Linked DNA regions of Homo sapiens: region 2 is linked to region 1. The links are chromatin loops, found by intact Hi-C in ENCODE. Cell type or tissue: heart right ventricle. All regions are shown on one strand.

Region 1 (2,500 bases):
TGAAAATGACATCTTTTTTTTCTTGCCTTGTTTTTTCTTTCATAATGGGAGATTAATGTGAGACCTAATTTGCTATTACATTAAGTTGTAGAGCAGGGATTCCCAAATGCTGGTCTACAGACCAGTGCCAGTCCCTGGTAGTCTCCAGCTAAATCACAGTAATGAAGACAGTCTGGTGAGTTTTTCATAAAGCTGTGTCATTTTTGTATATATTTTTTAAAACATCCCTTTATTTTCTTACTTTCAGCTTCTGGCAGTTTTTCGATTTAAAGTGTTAATACTTGCATATGCTGTGTGCAGACTGCGCCATTGGTGGGCAATAGCGGTGAGTATGCCCTGCATGAGTGGGTCATCTCCTCCAGTGCTGGTGGCCAAGTCCTGCTCTCAACAGGCCTGGGCTGGGAGAAGATACAGTTCTAATGCAGGTGGAATCCCACCAGCTTTCCTGAGTCCCGTTTCCTCCATACTTAAGTAGGTTTAATACTCCAGGGCTTCTTTCCAATGTTAATGAGTAACTAGATTTGTCTCTTGGTGCTGAGCCAAATGAGGAATCTAGAAGCCCAACAGTGATTATTGGCCAAGCACCAAGCCACCCTCTACCTCATTTTGCAAATAAGAGATGAGAGGAGACCTCTGTCACAGAGATATTTGGAAAATGTCTTATTTGGTTGAAACTGCTTAGTGATTGTTTTCATGACATGGTCTGTACTTATTTAGGTAATTGCCTTACCCCCTCCTTTCTTCCCCACAACCCCCTGTCTTGGAGGGAAAAGCTCTCAGTCTCTCTGTTGTTGCCTTGGACTTCTCAAGGACAAGGACTTTTTTACTCCTCTGTTTCCTGGCATCTAGCACAGAGAGCTTTGGTATTCTTAATAAGTATTTAGAGATTGATAGAATTACTAGCAGTTCTGCCTGACAGATGTCTGAATATTTGCCTTTTGTAAAGCTTTAATAAGTCAGTTCTATGGGAAGAAAATGTGGAGCTCCTCAGACTAGAGAGAGCTGCTCAGAAATAACCTGCAGTTCTGCAATTAGAGGGTGAGAGCTCGGGTCTGGGTGGCCCAGGCCTGGGTTTCTCCAGCTGGGAATAGGACTTGTGCTGCCCTCCTGAGTCCACTAGGGGGCGATGTCTGTCTGGGCCATGTCTTCTGAGCATTCTCAGAATCACGGGGCAGCGGTCAGACCATCTGTTAATCCGGAAGCTCTCATTTCATGGATATAGGCTGACAGTCTTGGCCAGACTTGACTCCCTTTCCTGAATACTCTTTTGCTGATATCATCATAGCTTTTGATGATTGTACCCTCCCATTTTTCTGCATTTTCTACAACAGATCCCTTTGGGATGTTGTATTCCTGAGTCCCCATATGTATGCTAGTATTTGTCAGACTATCCCTCTCAATGTTTGTTTTAGAAAAGTGTTTGACATATAGATATTCAGTGAGAGCTGTAAGACAGTATCTTCAATATCTGCTTTCAGATTATCTGAAGAATAAGTCTAATTTAGCAAATCATTTTATTGCTTCTGATTCTTGTTTTAAAAAACATTTGCAGAGAAGAGTCTAGAAGCTGGAAGGAGGAGAAGTCAGCTGGTATTTAAAGAGTGCTTAGTGTGAGCCTGTAAAGTTAATTAGTGTCAGAATATAAAATGCTAAACTGCCTCCTCTCCCAAGCAGCTCTGTGTGTGTGTGTGTGTGTGTGTGTGAGTGTGTGTGTGTGTGTGTCTGCAACTTTGTTAATACTTATTGAGCAAGATACTTGGTGTTCCCTGTCCTCCTTCTGTCAGTCAAGCTACTATTGGTATTCATTTTGGTCAGGTTTCACCATGCTAAAAATATTAGTTGAAGGAACAGTGACAAGGCTCAGGTATTATGGTATCTCTGGACTTCACAACCCCTGGCGAGAGCCCTACCTATGCACTTTACCAGTCTCTTCATGTGCTTGTAGAGGCTTTGGAATTGTACCTTCTGGTGGATCAAACTTAGTTACCTAGCACACCAGCCTGCTGAAATGTGGGAGAATAAACCACACACAGTCATTTAGGGATTGTGTCACATGTAGAAGCCCATTTTGCCCCAGTGTGGGTCTAGGGGAGAGAGACTGAGTGATATGGGAAGGAGCCAGGCTAGGCACAGGTTTTTCAGGCCTTGCCTGCTCCTGGCTCAGACGGGTCTCTTGTGAAGAGGGAGGTACCTTCACAGTGTGAGATGCCTAGTGTGAACAGTGCTGGATTATGTGTCTTGCAGTTGACAACGGCAGTGACCAGTGCCTTTTTACTAGCAAAAGTGATCCTTTCGAAGGTATGGCCTACCACTTTTTCTATACAGTTACCATCTTCAGTGATGAAGCCTCGTTTTTCAGTGTGAGTTTGTGGTAACTGCATTTCCCTTTCCTGGTCGTATTTTCCAGCTTTTCTCTCAAGGGGCTTTTGGCTATGTGCTGCCCATCATTTCATTCATCCTTGCCTGGATTGAGACGTGGTTCCTGGATTTCAAAGTGTTA
Region 2 (2,500 bases), 300 kb before region 1:
GTTTACTGCTATTATCATTTCTGTTATTACTATAAATGCAAACATCATCGAAGGCTCCCTTTGTAAGCAAAATCTTTTTTTTTTTCTTTATGGGGTGCAGTGCTCTCCGCTAGCTCCTAAAATTCCTATGGGAGAAACCAGACTTTTTCTGAAGAAAATGTTTCCCCCATTCTTTCCCACCTCCTACAAGCCTCAGACGCCCCTGGCAGCCTTAGGTGTGGCCGCCCAGTTCTCGATTGGCAGCCACAGCCCCGGGCGCCTCCTCGCCTCCCTCCATCCTTCCTACGGCCTCACCCTCCGGGAGGTCCGTGACGATGGCTTCAGGCGAGATGCACACGCCACGGTCATAGACAGGCAGCTCGTCGCAGGCCAGGCTTTCGGGCCAGCTGTGGTTGTACATCTTCATGAGGGGCTCGCAGTCGTCGCGCGCGCGTTGGCACACCGACTTGCACGGCTTGATAGGGTCGTGCAGGAACTCCAGGGTGCAAATGGGCGCGTACATGGCACAGAGGAAGAAGCGCAGCACGGCGCTGCAGTTCACGTCCACCAGCTCCTCGTACTGCTCGATGGCCAGGATGGCGTTCTCCTGCGTGCTGTGGTGCAGGTGGTTGGGCATCCGCGTGATGTTCCAGGGCATGTGCCGGCACATAGGGATGCGCACCGCCTCGCAGGGCGCGCCGCGCACGCCCAGCGCCAGGTGCAGCCACAGGCACAGCGCCACTAGGATGGAGAGGAACATGGCACTGCCCTCTCGCGCTGCGACCCCGGCAGACAGAAAGCGCCCTTCTCTTCCTGCCACCCTCATCTTTCGCTGTCCCTTCGCCGAGGAAGAAATCCTCTGGGGCGCAGGAGAGTTTCTTCCCCCAAACTCCAGTCGGCAGCAAAGCGGGGCCGCGGGGTCCGGCCGCGGAGCTCCGCCGTCTGGCACACAGGGCACGAGCAGCGCCAGCTCTCAGCCTTCGGGGCGCGAACCCGCCCGGGCAGCTCCAGTCCCGGACTCCGCAGCTCGGAGCGCAGCCAGCCACGGCCATTGCGGGACCCTATTTATCCCGACACCTCCCCTGACGTGGGCTCGGAACGCTCCCTTGGCAGCTGCAGCCGCGGCGCGGGCTCCCCCTCGGCCGCCCCACCCCCAGGCCCGTCGGTGCAGAAGCGGTGACATCACCCCCTCTGGGCCGCAGCCCAGGGCTGGAAGCCTGCTTTCCCCCTAAAGTCCCTCCTTTTTAGTCTGGCCAGTCTTTTTTCTTCGGACCAAGAAAAAGAACCTCTGGCAGTTGTTTTCGACACCGGATACAAGAGGGTGCGGGAGAGAATTTCAAGAGAGAGAAAGACACTCTTTGGCTGAAAACTGAACTTTGCTCCCTCTGCCTTAGAGTTTTTCCAAGTATAGAGTTGGGGGAAAATAGGAGCTTCTGCTGCCCTCTAATTCTGAAATATATTTGCTTTCTCCGGTAGGGGGCATGAGGAGCGCTGAGGACAGTTGGGACAATGTCCTGCAAGGCAGGCGAGAGTGCAGTGAATGTCAGAACAGGAGGGTCACGTTGTATAAATCACTCCCACTCCGCCCTTAGTTGTGTGGAGTGTGGTTTGTTGTTGTTGTTGCTAGTAGACAGTTTGGGCCGAAATTTTTCCAGTATAACACTTGGTTTGTTTCTGCTCCAGGAAGTTAACAGAACTGGGGGAAGGTGTGCTAGCATCTTCCAGCTTCAGAAATGTCTTCTAACATTTCCTCTTCCTTCTAACTCCCTGTTCCCCTCTGCAGCATTAGTGGAACCCAGGAGAAAACATTGGGCACCACAATCTGAAAGGTCTCCCCTGCTCTGATCCTTCATGCCAAAGGATTTCCACCTCAGCAGCCTAAAATCTTGATTTTTGATGTGCTCAGAGACTGTTGCTTGAGTTGAGTAAGAAGCTGTGTACTATGGGATGCAAGTATGTATGTTTTGCTTTCTCTTTTATCTTACTTGCATTAGGAAAAGGTAGTCCAATTGCTGGCTCAGCTATCTACAGAAAAGGGAGGATTTATTTATATGAGATTGATGTATATCAATCTTCAGGTGGTAAGACTTCTGGTATATGCTATTTATTAGGGCATCAGCAATATGGAAACATGTTCTCTGAATGTTAATCTTTAAAAACATAGTTTAACTTGAATTTAAGGCACATGGTTTTTCTCTCCAAAGCTTAAACCTACACAATTAGTTTAGTTTTGACTGAGGATTAAAACTAAAGACTAAGGATTAAAACAGCTGAGGAAACAACAAGCACAAGTGACATCTATTGGGAATTTACAATGGTCAAGGTATGAAGCTAAGAACTTTAAATGCATTATCTTATTTTTTAGGGAACATGAATTAAACATAGTAAGTGAAAAGGATAAATGAGACAAATACATTTCAGGATTCATCCAAAGAGTCTGGTTCTTATTTAGGGGAAGCCCAGGGTGTTCTTACACTGCCAAGCCACTCTAGAAAGGTAATCTAGTTCCTATAGAACCAGT

What was found. A loop is a pair of places that touch in the nucleus more often than their neighbours do. Peaks named below come from ENCODE experiments on the same cell type or tissue, not always from the same donor. Only the 100,000 strongest peaks of a DNase experiment are listed, where the experiment ranks them.
Region 2: a loop joins it to region 1, with 5 times the contacts of the local background. A loop is called at or near these places in 75 of 110 quality-filtered maps.

What each region holds. Positions count from the first base shown.
Region 1 is chr7:38,214,781-38,217,280 of GRCh38, forward strand. STARD3NL (STARD3 N-terminal like) reads left to right here. Exons shown (of 9, transcript NM_032016.4): 4 at 248-325; 5 at 2,245-2,298; 6 at 2,408-2,500. Among named protein-coding and RNA genes, the nearest start is that of STARD3NL, 38 kb to the left of the region's middle. In heart right ventricle, CTCF peaks have their summits at 1,113 (motif pointing right) and 1,327; a DNase peak (open chromatin) is centred at 1,141; H3K27ac peaks cover 1,206 bases.
Region 2 is chr7:37,915,799-37,918,298 of GRCh38, forward strand. It overlaps SFRP4 (secreted frizzled related protein 4), which reads right to left and starts at 1,019. Exons shown (of 6, transcript NM_003014.4): 1 at 295-1,019. The coding sequence starts at 739. In heart right ventricle, CTCF peaks have their summits at 1,457 (motif pointing right) and 1,658; DNase peaks (open chromatin) are centred at 433, 1,163 and 1,489; H3K4me3 peaks cover 1,853 bases; H3K27ac peaks cover 2,123 bases; H3K27me3 peaks cover 1,090 bases.